5 separate regions of the Mus musculus genome follow, and regions 2, 3, 4 and 5 are each linked to region 1. Evidence: chromatin loops called from intact Hi-C (ENCODE). Cell type or tissue: heart. All regions are shown on one strand. Region 1 overlaps Cdk20 (cyclin-dependent kinase 20). Region 2 has its middle 2.1 kb from the start of Zfp367. Region 3 holds the start of 1810034E14Rik (RIKEN cDNA 1810034E14 gene). Region 4 holds the start of Mfsd14b (major facilitator superfamily domain containing 14B). Region 5 overlaps Gm36445 (predicted gene, 36445).

The links. Hi-C counts contacts between places; a loop is a spot of excess contacts. Peaks named below come from ENCODE experiments on the same cell type or tissue, not always from the same donor. Only the 100,000 strongest peaks of a DNase experiment are listed, where the experiment ranks them.
Region 2: a loop joins it to region 1, with 2.5 times the contacts of the local background. A loop is called at or near these places in 10 of 42 quality-filtered maps.
Region 3: it touches region 1 in a loop (4-fold over the local background); 14 of 42 quality-filtered maps call a loop at or near these places.
Region 4: a loop joins it to region 1, with 2.4 times the contacts of the local background. A loop is called at or near these places in 17 of 42 quality-filtered maps.
Region 5: a loop joins it to region 1, with 2.9 times the contacts of the local background. A loop is called at or near these places in 11 of 42 quality-filtered maps.

The regions. Positions count from the first base shown.
Region 1 is chr13:64,437,218-64,441,217 of GRCm38, forward strand. Cdk20 (cyclin-dependent kinase 20) reads left to right here. Exons shown (of 8, transcript NM_053180.2): 6 at 172-295; 7 at 660-815; 8 at 1,564-2,504. The coding sequence ends at 1,761. Among named protein-coding and RNA genes, the nearest start is that of Cdk20, 6.7 kb to the left of the region's middle. In heart, a CTCF peak has its summit at 2,082 (motif pointing left); a DNase peak (open chromatin) is centred at 2,074.
Region 2 is chr13:64,153,264-64,157,263 of GRCm38, forward strand. No RefSeq gene overlaps it. Among named protein-coding and RNA genes, the nearest start is that of Zfp367, 2.1 kb to the left of the region's middle. In heart, a CTCF peak has its summit at 2,196 (motif pointing right); DNase peaks (open chromatin) are centred at 158 and 768; H3K4me3 peaks cover 1,268 bases; H3K27ac peaks cover 2,702 bases.
Region 3 is chr13:64,246,747-64,250,746 of GRCm38, forward strand. Cdc14b (CDC14 cell division cycle 14B) reads right to left here. Exons shown (of 14, transcript NM_172587.3): 2 at 482-572. 1810034E14Rik (RIKEN cDNA 1810034E14 gene) reads left to right here and starts at 1,954. Exons shown (of 3, transcript NR_045798.1): 1 at 1,954-2,457. In heart, CTCF peaks have their summits at 2,281 (motif pointing right) and 3,811 (motif pointing right); DNase peaks (open chromatin) are centred at 1,885 and 2,245; H3K4me3 peaks cover 1,779 bases; H3K27ac peaks cover 1,528 bases.
Region 4 is chr13:65,110,509-65,114,508 of GRCm38, forward strand. It overlaps Mfsd14b (major facilitator superfamily domain containing 14B), which reads right to left and starts at 2,474. Exons shown (of 12, transcript NM_133680.3): 1 at 1,996-2,474. The coding sequence starts at 2,109. In heart, no CTCF peak of the experiment used is centred here; a DNase peak (open chromatin) is centred at 2,483; H3K4me3 peaks cover 1,795 bases; H3K27ac peaks cover 1,454 bases.
Region 5 is chr13:65,241,589-65,245,588 of GRCm38, forward strand. It overlaps Gm36445 (predicted gene, 36445), which reads left to right. Exons shown (of 4, transcript NR_165655.1): 1 at 1-584. Among named protein-coding and RNA genes, the nearest start is that of Gm36445, 2.1 kb to the left of the region's middle. In heart, a CTCF peak has its summit at 1,889 (motif pointing left); a DNase peak (open chromatin) is centred at 333; H3K4me3 peaks cover 1,552 bases; H3K27ac peaks cover 1,173 bases.

The DNA.
Region 1 (4,000 bases):
CTCTAAGAGTCCTGGAGCTGCAGGACTCTGTTCTAGATATCTGTGGAGGAATGATACATGGCTGCCCTGGGAACCTCTGGACCTTGATCCTGATGTGAGGTGTTAAAGCTCGTGTGAGTAGCTTGATCACTCACGTGTGACATCTCCCACCGCTTAGCTCTGTATCCACAGGGCTGTGGGCTGCATCATGGGAGAGCTGTTGAATGGGTCCCCCCTGTTCCCGGGCGAAAACGACATTGAACAACTGTGCTGTGTGCTTCGCATCCTGGGTACCCCGAGTCCTCGAGTCTGGCCGGTTAGTAGCAACCATTGTTGCTGGGGAGGGGCCACACTTGCTCTGTTCCCCAGTAGGAACTGGCTTCTCCCTATGTAGGTGTCTTGGGCCCCACTCCCTCTTGACCAATGAAGACCAAAGTCTTGGCGCTGCAGGAGGGACAGGTTTTATCTGGTCTCAGTAAGCTGGGCAAGGAGCAGGCCTTAGAGAGTGGGGGGAGCTGAAGGAGAGAGCCATTGTGGGTGGTGATGGACTCTGGGCTGAATGAAGAACAGAATGAACACCTGATCAGGTGGGAGAGCTGGATCAGGTGTGGTGGGAGAGCCTGATAAGGGGTGGTGGGCGGGGCTGCTCTCATTGCCTTTTTTTTCTCCTCTGGGCTCAGGAGATCACAGAGCTGCCTGACTACAACAAGATCTCCTTCAAGGAGCAGGCACCAGTGCCCCTGGAGGAGGTGCTGCCTGATGCCTCTCCCCAGGCCTTGGACCTGCTGGGCCAGTTCCTCCTCTACCCTCCACGACAGCGTATTGCAGCCTCCCAGGTAGGGTTAAAGGTTGACCCTTGACCCTGCCAAGCCAGAGACGCTTAGAACCCGCGTAGGGTGGAACCCTTGGAGGTGGGGTTTTGATGGAGTGTTCTCCAGGAGGCTTCGGGAGAGAAGTCAGTGACCCCTGCCCTCTGTCCAGCCCCTCCCCCTTGTCAGTGGGTCTTGCCTGCAGTTGCAGGTGTGAGTGTTGTCTCTTTCTCACCCTGACTGCTCTTGCTGTGTTCCTAGCCCTCCTGTGTTTGCTCCTCTCAAGCCCTAGGCTTTCCTTTGGGCTTGTGCTCCTGGGACCCAGCTCTTCAAAGCCTGCAGCATCTCTCTAGTCCTCCTCAGCCTTTCCACCCAGCTTTATTATATGGTTTGTCCTGGGAGACACGAACGAGTGTCTGTTCACTGCAGAAAGGACACTGATAACAAATCTGACCTGAGTCGGGCTTTAGTATTAGGTACTTCCTGGGACTTGTGTGTTTTCAAGGAGCCTCCTGCCCAGAGGGAATGTTTCAATTGGGAAGGAATAGCTAGCTACACCACAAGCTCTCTTTGTTGCCGGGGACATACTGTGCATTTTGCCCCTTTCTCTGGTTTATGTCTCCCACCCCTTCCTCTGTTGGCAAGAATTTTTGGCTCACTGAAATGTTCCCAGCTGTTGGGACAGTGCTCCAGACATAGGCACGTCGGCAAGGTTTGCTGAGTCAGTTGAATGATTTTGGGGATACATAATGACTGGATTTCTTGCTACCCCCAGGCCCTTCTGCATCAGTACTTCTTCACAGCGCCTCTGCCTGCCCATCCATCCGAGCTGCCAATTCCTCAGCGCCCAGGGGGACCTGCACCCAAGGCTCACCCAGGGCCCCCCCATGTCCACGACTTCCATGTGGATCGACCTCTTGAGGAGTCACTGTTGAACCCAGAACTGATTCGGCCCTTCATCCCAGAGGGGTGAGATGCTGGTCCAGGCCTTCCTGCTCGCCCTAGGAGCACCTCTTTCTGATTTGCCTCCATGGCCTCCCCACGGCTATATATACCACACCTGGTCCTGCTCCTTAGTGTGCTTGAGGGCTGGGCTCTGGGAGGCAGAACCGTGAGATGTTCATCCCAGCAGAGAAAGAGACTCACGTCCTACAGACAAAGCCTCCAGAAACTGCTAGCTGTGTCCTTCTCCAGGGCCACCCCTCAGTGGTGCCACCCGGCCTTAGAGATGATTGTCAGGCTCTGTCCCCTCTTCAAGGACATTGGTACTACAGCACCACCTGGTGGAAGCACAGAGTATAAGCTGTCTTCATACCGGGGACACAGCTGGGAAGTCAGACATGTTTTAGTTTTGGTTCCACTGGGTCAGGATTTGAGGTTCATATAAAAGCCCTGGGTGTTTCTGTCTAATTGCACCTTGTCTGTTGCTGTTAGGGAAAGGACAATGGTGGGCCTTGATTCACAGGGGTCAGGTACTCAGAAGAGGCCTCCTGTGAAGGCCATTTGGGTCCTCAGGCTTCCCATGCTATTCACGGGACTTGAGTGCTCATTTGGGAGCGAGAGTCCAGAAGCTGAGGCCCAGGGATGGACAGTCCAGTTCCCGAAGCACACTTCCCACATGTCGGGTGGGTCAGTCAGTGAGCCTGAGGCTGCCTTGCAGATGCGGAAGCAGACATTCCTGGAATCCACTCAGTAAATAAATTCCAGTGTGACTCAGCCAGCTTGTGTTTTATTTCATAGGGATATATTAAGATGAGTCTAAAACAGTGACTCTCTACCTCCCAATGCTGCAACCCTTTAGTTCTTCATGTTGTGGTGACCCCCTGCCCCAACCATAAAATTATTTTTGTCATACTGCATTAACTGTAATTTTGCTACTGTTATGAATTATAATGTAAATATCTCACATGTGATTCCCAAGGGGGTCAAGACCCACAGGATGAGAACCACTGGTCTAGATCCTGCGATGTCGAGGAGGGGGGAGCAGAGAGAAGATGATAAAAGGACTTGTGTGTTGGCCATTCAGATTTACTGCAGGGTTATATAACAACTAAGACAGGATATCGTTTCAGGGATGGATTAGATAGGATCTTAACTATCCATTATTCAGATACATAACAAAATCTGGTAGTGGTTGTGGTGTATGCCTGTAACCCCACTCAGGGGTCTGAGGTGGGAGGGTTCCTAAGAGTAGAAGGCCATGCTAGGCTACAGTGCAAGATCCTGTCTCAAAAAAATGCATATATGTGTGTATATGTGTATATATGCATATGTATGTACATGTGCATGCATGTATATAATATACACACATAGGAGAGATGTCATATTTTTAAAATGTTTGTTGTAGGCCTGACATGAATTGGTTGTTCTGTGAGTCCTGGCAGCACAGAGGTGACTAACAGGGCTGGCTCCTGGCCTGAATGCCTACAAGGAAGAGCGCAGATGCTGTTTTCAGGATTATGATGCCTTCATAATCCGACCTCTGTTTATTTCTCTGGTCACATCTTTGCAAATTCTAAGGACAGTTGAGCTCCATTGACTTCTTGTAGCTCTTACGTACACACAGGTGGTAGCTTGTGTCTGGACTCTGTTTGGAAATAGTTAAAGGTACAGGCTAATAAAAAGGTAGCCCATTTGGTGATTTCTAAACCGATGCCTTCAGTGACCTCTGCAAAACCTTTCTCTTCTTCTTTTAAAAAGACTTCTGTGATAACCAGGCACACAGGAAACAGTGAAAGGAACAGAAAACATCTGTGGGTTTCCAGATGGTGGACTCACTAGAGACGGTGCAGTAACCACACGTCTTGGTACTTTGTAAAGTGATAAGGTAGAATAGAGTAGGCACAGTTGAAAACCATGTAATACCTGTAACAAAGCACAAATATACAGCATATAGTAGAATGGTTTTACACTCCCTCAACCCCTGTCTGGCTTGATCTTTTCAAGATGAGAAGATAAGGTCGGCTTTGAACTCCCTTTGTGGCAGAGATGATCTTGATATCTTGTCTCCATCTTTCCAGTGCTGGGTCACAAGCCTGTATCACCATCCTCAGCTCATAGTAATTTAAATGCTAAGAGTAAATGTTCTAGCTGGAACAAAGGTGGCTACTTGTATTAAAAAGGAACTGAAACAGGTATTTTCCAGAGTGGAATTATAAATATCAAACTTCTACAAGTAACAGGATAAAAAAATGTGGTATAGTTTGATATCA
Region 2 (4,000 bases), 280 kb before region 1:
GACGAGTGACAGGTCGCGAGAGCCAATAGCCGGGTCCAGGCTGTGTTCCGTCCGGAGGGGGCGGAACCAATTCGAGCGCGGGTCCTTACTGCCACGTCATTGGCCGCCGCTCTCATACTTTTTTGTCTGGAGGGCCAACTGCGTTCGAAAGTCTGTAGGAGCGCGCGTCTTGTCCTGACACACCCGTCGGGAGCCCCACCCTGGCCGGATGACTCCTGCGAAGGTGGGGAGGGGGAAAGAGGCTGTTGATTGGAGGAGCTGCGGGAAAGGGGCGTGGTGGTGGGCGGGGCGAGCATGCTGGGTCCCTCCCCCACCAGAAGAAGAGGGGGTGTAAAGAGGGTAGGAGTCTGGAGAAGTTGCAGTGGAGAGGGCCCTCCCCATCGCCCCACCCAATCCGCCCCCTCCCGCGCGCAGCCAGTTTAAAGGGCTGAGGCCGCGCCCGTCCCACCCCACCCCACCCACGGCTGCTCAAGGCGCCAGCAAAGCACCACTTCTTTTTGGGCGTTGGGGGGTTGTTGTTGGTTTTGTTTTGTTTTTCGAGACAGGGTTTCTCTGCATAGCCCTAGCTGCCCTGGAACTCACTTTGTAGACCAAGCTGGCCTCGAACTCAGAAATCCACCTGCCTTTGCCTCCCAAGTGCTGGGATTAAAGGCATGAGCCACCACCGCCCGGCTTGTTTTTGTTTTGAGACAGGGTCTCTATAGAGTCCTGGCTGCCCTGTAACTCCCTATGTAGGGACCAGGAGGGCCTCGAAGTCAGAGATCCCATTCGCCCCCCCCCCTCCATACACACACACACCCAGTACTGGGACTAAAGACGTGAGTCACCACTCCTGCCTAAGGGCATGGGTTCTTAATGTGAGTCCCGTGACCAGCCCTGCTACGGTTCCCGGACTATTGGTTCTTGCTGCCAGGCTCGGGACCGCGGTGGGACGCATGAGCAACCATTCGCACAGTAGTCAGCTCCCGGTCGTACTTGCTTGCAGTGTTTCCCAGGCAGTCTGATGGTGGTAGCAGTTCAAAGATTTTTTAAAAATCTCTTTAGAGGCTAAAGGATAGAACTGGCAACTGGAGCTCATTTGCTTGCTGCGTTTCCCAGGCAGCCTGTTCCTAGTAGAGACTCCATAAAGATTTTTATATCTGAATGAGTATCCAGTGGTTAAGCGATAGAACCGGTAACTAAACTCCATCAAATACAAAGCTATGCCTAAATTAATTTAGGCACCAGAGTGTTGTTTTAGAGAAAACTGCCTAAATTAACAAATCAAAGCAGCCAATAGTGTGACCTTATTTTTAGCCACATCTTTATTTTGGGTAAATAAACTATACCTAGCAAGATACCGAAGTCAAATTTGACTTTATGGAGAGAAAGTAACTTGTGAACTGAAGTGAAATGTTTCAAGAAGATACATTGAGTAATTTGTATCTTTGAAGTGGGACAAGTAAAAGTATCTTTAAAAAAAAAAAAAAAAAAAAAGAACAAAGCAGCCAGAGAAATGGCTCCATGGTTAAGAGGACTTGCTGCTCCTCCAGGAGACTTGGGTTCCAAGCTCCCAGTGGTGGCAGTATGTGACTTCAGTCCCAGGTGATCTGCTTCCCTCTTGTAGCTTCCTCTGACAATGCATGCACATGATACACATTCAAGGAAGCCAAACACTCATATACATTTAACATTTTAAATTGGATTTCTTTTCTGGAGGCTGGCTGGGTACCACAGCTTGTATCTACTGTATGGGGGGGTGGGGGGCGGGACGGGAAATACAGTCTGATTTTAATAGTCAATCTGGAAACGGAAAGTTCAGCTTTTGTTTCCCACAATGGGATAATATTGTAAACGACAACAGAAACCTTACTACATTGTTTCAAATCCACTAAAATACTTTGTTTCATAGTTGATAGTGAAAGTTTAAAAAATAAAAAAAAAAGATATAGCTATCAGGAACACTTGAATGAAGGGCTGGGCAAGAGGCCCACAGGTTAAACACTGGCCAATAATTACTATTCAACACTAACCTGCTCAAGTGCAAGATGAATCACCCAGAAAGCAGAACACTGACAAGGTTTCTAAAAATTACCCTTGATGAAGGGTAACCTGGCAACTCCACTTGCTTCCAGCCACAAGAGAATGAAAAACATGCCAGGAATGTGGTGAGTTTGATTCTGGGAGAACTGAAGTCACTCTGAGCTGCTTCTTGCTCCACTTTGATGCCACCAGGGGGCTATATGCAATGTGTGCGTATATTCCTGATGTCTATGTTCTGTCCTAGATATAATTAACAGCCTAAGGATGTACACTAACTCTGAAGACACTAAAACCCGTCACAGACGAGCAGTGGTCTCCTGCTGAGACTAAAAAGACAGGGTGCTAGTGCATGCCTTTACTCCCAGCAGGTGTCAAAGGCAGGCGGACCTCAGAGTTTGAGGCCACCCAGGGCTACAGCTACACAGAGAAACAGTCTCCAAAAGCTAAAACTCAGCAAGCAAAAAACCAGCTATACTATTTCAGTGTTCAAAATGTAGTCCCTTGGGGGTGTGGCTTATTGGTACACCTAGGCATGTGTTGTAAGGCTTTGGGCTCAATCCTCAGCATGAAAAAAAGCTACGGAAAAAAAGCTTGATAAAAGTCTGTCAAATCTTTTACAATGTATCCTAAAGCCTTAAAAAGAAAGTAAAAGGGGGCTTTCAACTTGAACATGTAGAACTTGAATAGAGTCAAGAAGCATGACTATTGCTATCAAAGCAAAATTTTTTATCCTGTGTGAGACACAAAACAATTTAAAAAGTATAGAGAGGGCTGGAGAGATGACTCAGTGGTTAAGAGCACTGACTGTTCTTCCAGAGGTCCTGAGTTCAATTCCCAGCAAGTACATGGTGGCTCACAACCATCTGTAATGGAATCCCTCTTCTGGTGTGTCTGAAGACAGCTACAGTGTACTCATATACCTAAAATAAATAAATATATCTTTAAAATATATAGAGAGATTTAGTGTCACATCTAAAAATGTACATGAAGCAGCTTTGAAAATGGAAGCTGAAGGGCTGGAGAAATTGCTCAGCAACATTTGCTGCTCTTGCAAAGGGCTTTGGTTTGATTCCCAGCATGCATGTCTGGTAGCTCATAACTGCCTGAAACTCCAGTTTCAGAGAAACTGACATCCTCCTCTGAACTCTGGGACACCAGCATATACACATAAATATATACAACTTACATTCATTGAGTTCCCAGTATACAAACATCCCTCTTGTTTTCATTAATCCCGAGCAATTTTATCTGATCCTTAACAGATTCTAATAAAATCCCTGGATTAAAGAACCTATTTTAAAGTAATTTTCTAATTTACAACAAATATTAACCTTCTGCTTTGAAACACTACACAGTTCTTGTAATCAACAGTTCATGTTGGTGATATTAAGAGGCATCATTTAATAAAGGCTAACAAAGTACTATCTGTGAGGTGTCTAGAAAATGGAACATGGAAATTAAGAAGAATGAGGCACATGATGCTTTATATACTTATACCTACAGAAATGAAATAACTACCTTATGTCTAGACAGACTATTACCAACATTAGCCAAGAATCTATGAAGAACAACTCACAAGCCCTGATTTTATAGCCTGGTCTAATATAACTAAAGAAGCATCCAGCAAAAGAGTTACAGGCTAACTTTGTTACTTTGTTTTCTGGGATGATCTGAGAGGTCACAGTTTCAAAGCAAAGGACAGAGAAAGGACAAGTGGAAGAAAGGAGAGAATAGAACCAATGCTATCTGTCTTAATTAGCTTTAACTATCAACTTGACACAGCCTAGATGCACATGAGAAGGGAGTCTCAATTGAGAGTGTCCAGACCAGTTTGCCTGAGGCAATTCTGTGGTAGATTGTCTGTTAACAGATCAGAAGCACAATTCCCTGGGGGAGGTGTTCCTGGATTGTATAAGAAGGTTAGCAAAATATCAGTCTATGAGTAAGCCAGCAAGCACCATTCCTCCATGGATCCTTC
Region 3 (4,000 bases), 190 kb before region 1:
AAGGAATTATTCTGGTAAACAATACCTACATAATTATTCAACAAGTGAGCTAGAGTTATGCACCTCATTAGCAGAGAGCTCAGCTACTTGCACCAGATCTTGTTACCTCCCCCTAACATAGCCCTACACACACACACACACACACACACACACACACACACCAATCGTAGAATAACTAACCTCAATTTAAAAAAAAAAATTGTTCTTGACATATTATCCACTAGCAAAACCAGTATTTTACACATTCTTATTTTACACAGCTCTATAGTATAAACTATAAGAATAACTAATCAGGGTTTAAATAGAGGTTCTTTGTATCCTCAAAGATCTTTTTTTTTTTAACCAAGAATCTGAAACAGCACCCAGCTGCAAGTGTTTTTCAGATATACAATTTTTCCAAGCCTATGTCATCTGCACACATACCTAGAGATTCCTCAGAGGAAATTTCAAAAGTTTGAGTCTTCCAAGAGGCAATACTTACTTCTCATACTCTAGCTCGTTATCTATGCTGAAATAATGTTCGTTTGTTGCACTCTTTGGTCTGCTGTAGAGAATGGCAAAACAAAGGCGATCTGCAATGGAAAACAGCAGTGTTCTTTTCTTCAAGTTCTTAAACAGGTGTCCCCAGCCAAGACCCAACTCCTTTCTGATGAATTCAAAGATGGCTTGTTTGATTTTGTTGTGTCCCCCCCACCCCACCCCATGTTTCAGATGGCAGAGGTGACAATGTGTAACTTCAAAAAGTCTCTTTGGTGAATATTAATAAATAAGCAAAGCTTTAAAGAAGAAATTGTCTTAATCTTAGTAAGGACCATGGTGGTAGGTGATTATTTCATGTAGTGGTACTGTTTCAGTTTCTGCAGCAACTAGACTAAGAAATTTCAGGAAATTCAGCATACCTCTGATAGCTAGCCTATAACCATGCATTAAGTTTACGATGACACACTGAAAATACATGTAGCAATACATGAAAATACATGTTGCTGTTTACAACTATAGAACACAAGGTGGTATGTTTATACAATTAATCTCATAGATACGTATTTTTTAAATTGGAATCACTGCTTTGGGTTTCTTATAAATTGCTGTTTAAAATCAAGGTGAATGTGAGGGGAGGCCAGACTGGGGTAGAATCTGTGTTGCATGAGTCAGATGCTGTGGAGTTCAGCAAGAAGGGAAGTGATGTTCAAAGGCTCCATCCATCTTTATTCCCACCAACCCCCAGAAAAAGGCAACATCTTAACAGCACTCAGATACCTACACCCAAAACATGGCAAAAATCAAAGTGGTAAGAAACAAGAGCCGAGACGTCCTTTTCTCAAATGGTACTTTAAACTTTCCAATCTGTATCTCCTCTCTCAGAACAGCTGCAAATATCTCCTAGTAAATGCAACAAACTTCTTGCAGCCGCATTCAAATGGGTGACAGGGCTTTGTCCTTTCTAATCACAAATGACCTTTGATCTTTGGCTGGACTGGGAATTTCACCAGCTCCCACACAGGGTGGGTGGAGAGGCTGTAGGACATAGGGGTCACAAGCACATTAAGGCACATTAAGGTTTACCCCCAAAGTCAGTGGACCCAGAAAGGAGGCCAGTTGGGCTCCTAGGGCAGCAAGTCGCTCCTCCAGCCATCCTAAGTCCTGCCCCGTGCACTCACCTCGGATCACCTCGGCCATCAGAGGGGTCCCTGCGCCCTCCCGTCTCATGACTCCAAAGCATCTGGAAAGCAGGGCAAGAGAAGGACCCGCGAGTCTGGGATGACCGCGACGGACGGACGGGAAGAAAAAAAAAGAAAGTGTGACCACACCCCCAAAGTCTAAAAAACAGTGAAGTTTAAAGGGCCGCGCCCATGCATGGGCACGGAAACGCCCTGGCGGGTGACAAGCAGCAGACTGGGAGCCAACCCCGGAAGTCCAAACTCTAGGACGTCCCTGGGGCAGCCAGGGGCCAGTCTCCTGCAAAAGGGGCCAGGCCCACGGGCAGGCGCGACCAGAGGTCAGCCGCCCTGCAGAGGGAGAAAGAGAGAAGGAAAGAGACCTGGCCCACGAGCACACGCAACTAGGTCCAAGTGTCCTGCAAAGGAAGAAAGCAGACACACAGGCACGCGCGGCCAGAGACCAGATGTCTTGAAAAGGGAGCGACTAAGCTAGCTTTGGGTACACTGGGCCAGCTCAAAACCGGCTGGCCGGTACGACCCAGGCACGCGTGATAAAGGATTTAGAGGCCAGGCCGGCGCAACCTTCCCCACAAACTCGGTCTCCCGCCCACCACCGCTGCCTGCCACCAGGGGGCACTCCCCGACCCAAGCAACGGAGAGTCACAGCTCAGATCAGACAGGCCTGCACCTGGGCTCTTGCACCAGAGTTCGGAAACTGCCAAGTGACTCTGCTGGAGTTGGACATGAATATAATCCAGTACGTGGAGGCAGAAAGAGGAAGGAAGATCAAGAGTTCAAGGTCAGTCTCCCCTAAAGAAAACTCATCAGGTAAAAGTACTTGCCCTTCAATGTTGTAAGCCTGAGGACCAGAGTTTAATGCCCAGAAACCACTCTACAAAGTTATCCTCTGACCTCCCCACACAGTGGGGGTAGGGCGCACAAATTTTTAATTAAAATAAATGTAATACTCCGGTCATTTGCTATGTTAAAGGTATGGGGATGGTCTAAAAGCAAAACAGTTGATGTGCTTCCTAGCAACCATTCACAGTTTTCAGTCTATGTTCTTAATCTCAAGGGAACAAGTTAACACACAGGATGGGATGGAGTTGACCCCACTTTTGTTGGGTGTCATATGGTGCTGAGTCTGTAGATCTTTATTACCTCCCCAAGTTTTCCCAAACTTTCTACAGAAAAGTGCTGAGAAGTGAAAAGTCGCCAATGAAAGTCCCTTGAAAGAAAATGAAAAGGGCAAGTTCTCCTAAAAATGACACATTATTTGTGATCCCCAAAGACCTGCATATTTCTTAACCTTATTCTAGAATCTCAGATGTATCAGACTGAGATCATGACCTACCTCTCTCTCTCTCTCTCTCTCTCTCTCTCTCTCTCTCTCTCTCTCTCTCTCTCTCTCTCTCTCTCTCTCTCTGTCACACACACACACCCCACAGCAGTCAGTATGGGGCACGGATTCTTTCTATACTTGTACCTGTAGCTCTGGCTGTCCTAGAACTCACTCTGTAGACCTGAGTTTGGCCTCACACTCAGAAATCCGCCTGCCTCTGCCTCCCAAGTGCTGGGATTAAAGGCGTGCGCCACCACCGCCCTGGCGATACATTCCTTAGTTTTCACAGTAATAAACAATAAGCAAGTCAAGAATATTCTAAATTCACCAAGCAAACCCAGTTTCAATTATATTATTACAAAAATTACAGAAATGCCATTTTAAAGTTTGAGGTTTTTTTTTTTCTTTTCATTATTATGTGTGTGTGGCAGTCAGAGGACCACTCTTTGAGGTCCTTTCATCTCCTGCCACCTTGTGAGTTCCAGTGACCAACCTAAAGTCATCAGGCCGTCTTGCAAGCACCCCTACCCGTGAGGATGCCTTCCATGTGTGCCTTAAAACCTGTGTGCCTGCAACTACTGACACCTAAGTCAGAAAATTGTTAAGCAGTTTTAGCATTTTTTAGAGCAGATGACCCAGCATGAAACAAAGGAGAGTAAGAAAGATTTATGCCTTTTTATAGCTTTTGAACTTTTGGTTACATATTATCTATTCAAAAGGGCAAGATTTTGAAAACTAAGCTTGCAGGGTAATGTTTATTCAAAGCTAAATTCATATTGAGATGTGAAGCACTTCATGAGGCTGCCTGAAGAGGGCCCTCTCCACACACTGAAAGGTGTGCACTCTCTAATCTTTGGAAATTGCACGATTTTGACTTTTGTTTGCTTGCTTACTTTGTTTTGGTTATTTTTTGCTTTGTTTTTTTTTTTTTTTTTTTTTTTTTTTGAGACAGTGTCTCTCTATATCCCCCTGGCTGTCCTGGAACTTAACAGGTAGGTCA
Region 4 (4,000 bases), 670 kb after region 1:
AAAGTTCTTGTTTCAAGCACATTGGTTTTAGACTGGGGTCTGGCTCCTTTCTAAATTAGAAAATGGGAAAGAACTGAATATTTTTTATCATGGTAAGGGCTCACAAGGAGAGTATGACCATTCAGAATCCATACATGGGCTGAGGAGATAGTTCTGTAAATACCTGACATACAAGCCAAAAGGATCTGAGTTCATATCTAATATATATATAAAAAGCTGGGCAAGGTGAATGTGCTGGTAACCCAAGTACTGGGATTAGCAGGAAGGGATGGGATGTAGCCAGGTGTGGTGGCACACGCCTTTAATCCTAGCACTCGGGAGGCAGAGGCAGGCGGATTTCTGAGTTCGAAGCCAGCCTGGTCTACAAATTGAGTTCCAGGACAGCCAGGGCTATACAGAGAAGGGATGGGATGAGTGTACGAAGCAGAGATAGGAGGATCCTTGAGACTCACTAACCAGCCAGTCTAGAAAGGCTGTGAGCTCCACGTTGAAGGAGCTTTGGTTTCAAAACATAAGGTTTCAAAACATATGTGCTCTTGAACCCACACACAGTATACATAAACAGTAAATATATAAAACAAATTTAAAAGAGTCAGGTAGAAAGAAATAGAGAAAAAATACCCTACACTGACTTCTAGCTGGCACATTCCTTGGGCTTGGCTTGGCTTGTCCACTAATTAGTACTGTCCATCCACTAGTGGAAGCCAAGAAGGTGAACTGGTAATTTAGTTTCATTTAGAAAGTAAAGTGTAACCTATTTAATGAGAAAAACCAATTTTACAGAAATTACCCCACAAGGTAAGCTTTCTACATTAGAAAAACCTTAGCTTTGGGAAAAAAAATTATCCCCCTATGCTTCTTCAATACATGACCATTTAACAGATCAGGCACTGAGTGGTAAAACTCTGGTAGAATCAGGACTAAAAGCCAGCTCTACTCTAGGTCTAAAACATCAAGGAAATGAGCCACAAGAATGCAGACAGAACAAGACTTTAAGGTCTGTACTTGGCAGACTTTTGAGAGTTGCAGCAATTTTGTACCTAGTAAGCCCTTACTAAAATATACTATGTGATATAGTATGTGGTTCTGTTTTACCTCAAAATTTTTGCATGTTTGAATTTTGACTTGAGATTTCATTCTGCATACTACTAATTCTCTACCCTCCCAATTGTACCAAAGATGAATTCACACAGTCAAGTATGCACTTGGAACCACTTAGTATTCTTTAACAGAAATTAAATATGCAAGCTTAAAAACAGGAAAAACACATGACCACACATATCATATTTAAATAAATTCCTATTTCTCATTGAACAAACTTTCCCATAGTTGCAAGAGTTTGTACTCAATTCACTGCAAAACTTTAAGTTTTAAGTCCTAAGTAGATCCTTCCCCAAAAATCCTTTTTATACTTATGACTGAAGAAATGACATTAGTCCCTGTGCTTAGTTTCCAACCATTAAAAGAAGAAGAAGAAAAAGTGGCACTGGTAAGGTCTGTACTGTGAATCCAGGTCAAGGAAAATAAGCCTTCCCTAGCTGTCAAACTCATCTCAACTTTACATGTCACTAAAGGAGATCAGGCTGAACTTTCACCTTCAGGTACAGAGATCTTCAGCTTCCTCTTACTACACTAAGGCCACTTCTGAAACCCAGAGGAGGAGGAAGTATCAGGCGCCTCCCACTTTGACCTCCAGCATCCCTGTAGGCAATTCCGGAGACTGCGAAAAATGAAGGCTTTAAGACAGACTGACACACACACACTGTCTAAGTTGCTGTGGACAAAATCTGTGCCCAGAAGATTTCTGTCAATTTGCACAGAATTATATCCAAATTATATTACTGTCCCGCGTCTGGTGGCTTTTGAATCAATAACCAAATCTCCTAGAGGTTCGTCTGGGGAGGAGTTGATAGGAAAGCCAGCTTTTCAAAGAACCTGGCTCTCCTAGAACAGCCACAATCCCAGAGTCCCTGTCCGAACCCAGTCAAAACTTACCCAGCTGCCGCTCGCGGCCTGAGCGCTCCCGCGCTTCTCAGGCATGGTTGACGCCTTGGGTGAGGCCACCGCCTTCCACCTCGGCTCCTCCGGCGACTCCCCGTCCGTGCTCATGCCGCCGTCATGCCAGAGCAGGTTCGGAGCGCTCCAAGACACTGGCGACGCCGCCACTGCGGCGGCGGGGCCCGAGCCTTCATGGGCTCCGCGATCCGCAGCGGCCTGCCGCTCGGGCGGCGGCGCCAGTGGCGACACCGGCTGCTGAGAGGACGCCGAGGCTGGATCCGTGCAGGAAGCGAACAGGGCCCTCAACTATTCAGTGGTGGTCGTGAACACAGGACCCCGACACTGGCAGTGAGTAGTTTTCAGTAGCGCCCGAACAGTCGGGAGACGGCGTCCCGCCCGGAGAACTCAGCAAAGGCAGCTCCCGCCTAGAACGCCCACCCCTCTCCAGAAGCTCGGGCAAGCTCCGCCCAGACTGCGTAGCGCATCAAAACTGCGTCATCTTCTAGGGACTCCAGGCCTATAGATTTTAACGGAGACTGGAAGGACCCAAAGCGTTCCTGATTGGATTAGACTGCCCGCGAGTCCTAGGGACTGTTTACTCCTACCCCGGGCTAGAATTCCAACTGCACGTCATCCCACCTTCCCCCTTTTCGTGGGTTTTAGGGATCTGACTTGGGTCCTTAGGTAGCATAGGAACTGAGTTCTTTCCAGCCCCTACCCCAAGTAAATGATTTTTTACTAGATATTTTCTTTATTTACATTTCAAATGTTATCCCCTTTCCTAGGATGATAGTTATAAAAAGAACAAACTGACACACAGCCCCTGGAACTGTAATCCTGCAATGGGGAAGTGGTCTACAATTGACAGGATTTCAGAAGCCTCCAACCATGCACTGATTAACAGAAAATTACACAGAATATATTGCTCAGTGGTAGAGCACTTCCCTGGTATTCCAATAGGCTCTAGCTATGCTCACTCCCCAGAGGCAAGCACGCACGCTCGCACTTACTAAACCTAGAACTTTCTTATCCACAATCTCAGGCAGATTGTCCTCAACCCTTCTTCATATATGACCCAGGCTGGCCTTAAATACATGTTGATGATCTTGCCTCAGTTTTCCATATGCTGGGTGTCGGTTTAAGCCACCACACTGGACATTGTTCTTAATTGTTAAATATAACTGGAGACAGAATGTTTAAACAAGTCAAGCACATTTACAGATTTCTGTCATTTTTGTAAATTATATTGTTAATCTCACAGACGTGAATCGAAAGATCACCAACCCAAATTATGGCCAGTTTAAAGCAAGATTTATTGTGTACAAACCAGAGACAAATCAGCAGCTGTCTCCCCCTAAAACGGGGTTCACAATACCAGCCCCAAGCCAACTTCTCAAGCCCTTTATATAGGGCAAAACCATGGGGTGGGGGATTTTGCATGGAATCGTAGATACAGAAGTGAAACCAGGTGGTCAAGGTTAAAGTGGGTCATGGAACAATGGGTATTGGTATAGAACATTCTCAAAAACAGGTAGCTGGGGCGGGAGGTATTACAGTACATTCTATGGTTACTGGGCTAGGGTGCAGCCCATCTCTGAGAAATATATAAACTTCAAGTTTTATAGTAAACAGAAACTTAACTTGGCTATAGACTCGAATTGAGATGGGCTGGCTTCTCAATATCCTTTAATGAGCCTAAGTTTTCCTTCTGTTTCAACCATGTTTTGTTGATTCTGAGCCTGCCCTCTATACTACCTACACAAAAACATCTAATACCATTTGGTTAAAATGCCAGCCTGGACCTCGTGTCTTTCAGATATTCTTTGAATAAATTCCAGTTTGTGAAAACTCAAATTGAACTGCAATGATTTAAATGTAACCTGGAGGACTGGAGGGATGACGCAAAACTAAAAGCACTTGCTGTCCTTGCAGAGGACAGAAGTTCTGTTCCCAGCACCAGCACCAGTGTGGCATCACACAACTGTAACTCAAGATTTGGGGG
Region 5 (4,000 bases), 800 kb after region 1:
CGGGCCAGTCTGTTGGCCCATCCCGCACCTCCGTCGCCGCCATGCCGCCTGGGAAGCCGCTGCAGCCTCGGCTGCAGATTAAGATGTACCAGCTGTTCCTGTGCTGGATCCGCGATCCCAATACACACCGCGCTCTGCCGGACCGGCTGCGGCGCATCCAGGACGCGACCCCCGACCCTGCGACCTCTGACTCGATCACCCGTGACCCCGTAATACCCCACCCTGCGAGCCCCGACCCCAAGACCCTTGACCTCTCTAACCGTGAACCACTCGTGACTCCGAGTCTCCCGACCCCGCCACCCACGATGCCGCAACACCCCACCACTCGACCTCTGACCCTGCCCACGCGCTGTCCCTTGGCGCCCCCGCCTGCGCCCGACCAGCACGAGGCCGGAGGAGGACGACGACGACAACAGGACCTAGAGAGGTGAGTGACAATGTGGAAGCCTAGACGGGGGGGGGCGGGGGGTTGTGACGTCACAGGAGGACATCTGAGGTCATGGGAATCCCTAGCCGGTGGGTGGGGGAGGGACCAGGACGTGGAGTGGCCGAGGCTGTGAGAGGAGGAAGATAGGCGTATACCGGTACAGTCGGGGTCACAAGGCAATATAGATGTTGGGGTCACAGGTTAGGAGTTCACGTATGTTATCGGGGTCAAGTGTGAGGGCAGCTCCAAATAACAGGTCAAGGGTCACGTGGGATGTCAGAGGTTACCTCAGTGGACAGGGAGCACCGCGCCATCCCAGAGACACTCTGTGACCCCCCACTCCCACCCCGCCGAACTCGGACCCCCGCCCGGGCACGCGTGACCGTTCCTTGGGTGGTGACTGGAATGACCCTGCAGTGCTGTAGGCGCTGGTGGAGCTGGCCTGGGGTTGCAACTTCGTTTTTCTGTCCTGGTTCCGCAGGACTTCGGGCAGGCGCGGGGGTGGGTAGGGCGGAATCACGGGTGTCCCAGGGCTGTTTCGTGAATGCCACGTGTGGGCTCCGTGTCCCCGTTAGGGACCTGAGTGGCGATGGTTAGGGGGCGTGGCCACGGCGGACAGTGTGACCTCACAGGGTCACTGCCAGGAAGGAAGGGGGAGAGAGGTGCACCAACCCTGATAGCTGTGTTCCAACCAGCACACCTGAGAGTGACTCTAAAGAGACCTGAGGGGTCAAAAGCCTGGTCTTCGGGGTCATCTCTGAGCAGCTGCTTTGGCCTGAGTCTAAAAATGTTCCGGCTAATCTCCTTGCCAGGGGTGGGGGCTGGGGCGGGGCCGAAGCTGCTGCGGGGCAGGATGGGGCGGGGGTGAGAGTGACCAGAGGGGTCAAGAGTGGCCTGAATCTCTGCCTGTGACCCTGGCACCCCCTGCCCCTGCCCCATCCTTTGATGCTGCAGTTGTGCCTTTCCACTGTCCTCTCCATCCTGCTCCCTGCAGGTCCAGGCCTGCAGGGAGGAGCACCCCCCTCCTCTGCAGCATCCCTGCCTTGTATTTCTCCCCCTCCTCGCAGCCCCCTCTTCCCCCAGGGCACCCCCTCAACCCCCAGGCCCTGGCTGTTTATGATATCATCGCAAAAGGCTGACTGTAAAGATGAGTCATTGTTGTTCTTTGTGTCAGTGGCTTGTCTGTCAAATTTTTCTCTGTGTGTTTTGGTTTTTGGATTTTTCTTGAGTATTTGTGGAGGGAGATGACCAAAGCGAATGTGGAACACCACTGCAATGATACTCTGGAGAGTCATAGCCACAAAGGGCTTGGAAGATGTTCCAGAGTCTGGTATAGGGGACGGTGTGCCCGTGGTAGTAATTGCTCGGAAGGTTAGAGCAAATTTACAGCTGCCATCCTATCTATCTTCATTTTCTACTCTGTGCAAATGGAGGAATCTGCTGGGTGGCCTTTACCTCCCCCTTGTGGCTGTCTTTTATGTGTGTGACACTACTATTCTGTGACTGAGAGGAAGAGACTTTCCATCCCAATCAATTTAGTTACTCACCTTGGAGTTAAATCCTTACCAAGAGGACCAGGACCTACACTGCCCATGACGGAAAGCTCTTCAAGACAGCATCCAGGGCAAAATCAAGCTCTCCCTACCCTGTTTTACAGGTTGGAAAGGACAAAGACCTCATTTATCCCCCATGTGATTGACTCTGTTCCCAGGCCATATGTGACTCTGTAGTTTTGAACTTGGAGCTGTCAGTAGATAGAAAGTTCTTCATCCATTCCAACAAAGTTACCATATCTTCCTTAGACCAGCAGTCTTATTTCAAGGTCTGTTGGGCAATCTGCTCCTCTGTTTACCTTCCTGCTGTTTTAGCCATCTCTTTAGTTTCACTGGCCTAGGAACCCAGGGTTAAAGACAGCTCACCCCAGGGCAGCACAGGCTCTGAACTCCCCATTTCAGTGTATCCTTCCTTGCTCTGAGCTAGCTGCATTTCCCATTTTGTCCTGACTCAGCCCCAACTCCAACTCCCTCTTGTGGTGTCAGGACCTCCTGTAATGGTTAGCTCAGGTTTTGGGCTTTTACAAGTTCCTCATTTATTACTGTCTCTGTGTTATAATTGTCTTAAATTTTCAACATTTCAGAGCTACAGTCATTTGAAGGAGCCTTATAATTGAGGGTGTGCGCTCAGCAGAATGCCTGCTTTCTGTATCTATGAGAGAGAGTGTTGATGATTGATATGGGAAGGCTCTTCTACTGAGGGTGTCAATATTCCTATGCAAGTGGGTCTGGGCTAGATGAAGCTAGGTGGGAATGTGACAGTGACCAAGCAAGAAAGCAAGCCAGGAAACAGTGTTTGTCCTTCGTTTTTCGTTTTTTTCCCCTTCATTCTCTGCCTTTAGTTTCTATTTTAACTTTCCAGAATGATGGACTGTGATCTGACAGAACCATGTACAACAACCATTTATTACCTGAGATGATTTTACTCAGGATTCAATCACAGCAGCAGAGTAGCAAGTTAGAACATTAACAACCCAAAAAAATGGTATCAAAATGAGATTTTGTTGTTAGAATCTATGTTCTCTTTTGAAGGAGTGTGGAAAGTATCAGAAAATGAGATGGCAAAAGTCATAGAAAGCTGTACATGGAGCTTAATTGGTTGCTCTCATAGGACCTGGAAGATTGGAGTGTTGACAGTATTGCAGCCAGAGGAAGTTCAGGTTATAGTATGTCAGTGGAAAATAGACTTTGTGAGAAATTTAGCTAGAGGTCATTTGTGTGATATTTTGGCCAAAAATCTTTCCTACTCAGCTTTTTCCCTGAAATACTGAATAGGGCAAAAATCTAAAAATTATGTACTAATTTGTATATTTTTATTCTATTTACATGTATTTCTTCACTTTTCCCATTTATTTATTTATTCAATTTACATTCTAATCGCTATCCCCTCCCCATTCCATATTACACAGTCCCTCATACCTGACTCCTTTTTATCTTCCCAGGGAGGGTGGGAACCACTTGAGTATCCCTCAACCTTGGCATGTCAAATCTGCAGGTTAGGCACATCCTCTCCTACTGAGGTCAAACAAGGCAGCCAAGTTAGGGGAATAGTTTGGACAAACAGGCAACAGCTTAAGGGTCATCCCCCACTCCAATTGTTGGGGGACCCTCGTGAAGACTGAGTAGCACATAAACTACATATATGGTGGGGGCCTCAGTCCATCCTTTGTATGTGGCCTTCAAATATTGCCTTGAGTGTCAGAAGAGACTTTAGACATTGAACAGTGCAGGGTCTCCTACACACTATGAGGATCACTGTAGACTGAATGCATTTTCATCACAGGATGAACATGAGCCTATAGTGTCCAGGGTCTAAATGCAGTTGATTTTTTAAAAAAAAAGTTCTAGATAAGATGGAACTTGTGGAAGTTCTTGTAGGAGGAGCCTTTCCAGATTCGTTTTGGGGAGATGATAGTGTGTATGAGTTAAAAATAAAATTGCTTTCTTGCTTTTTTGTTTGTTTCTCTAATAAGTTATATATTCATTATAACCCTGATCACTGTCCCAACTCTAGGTCCCT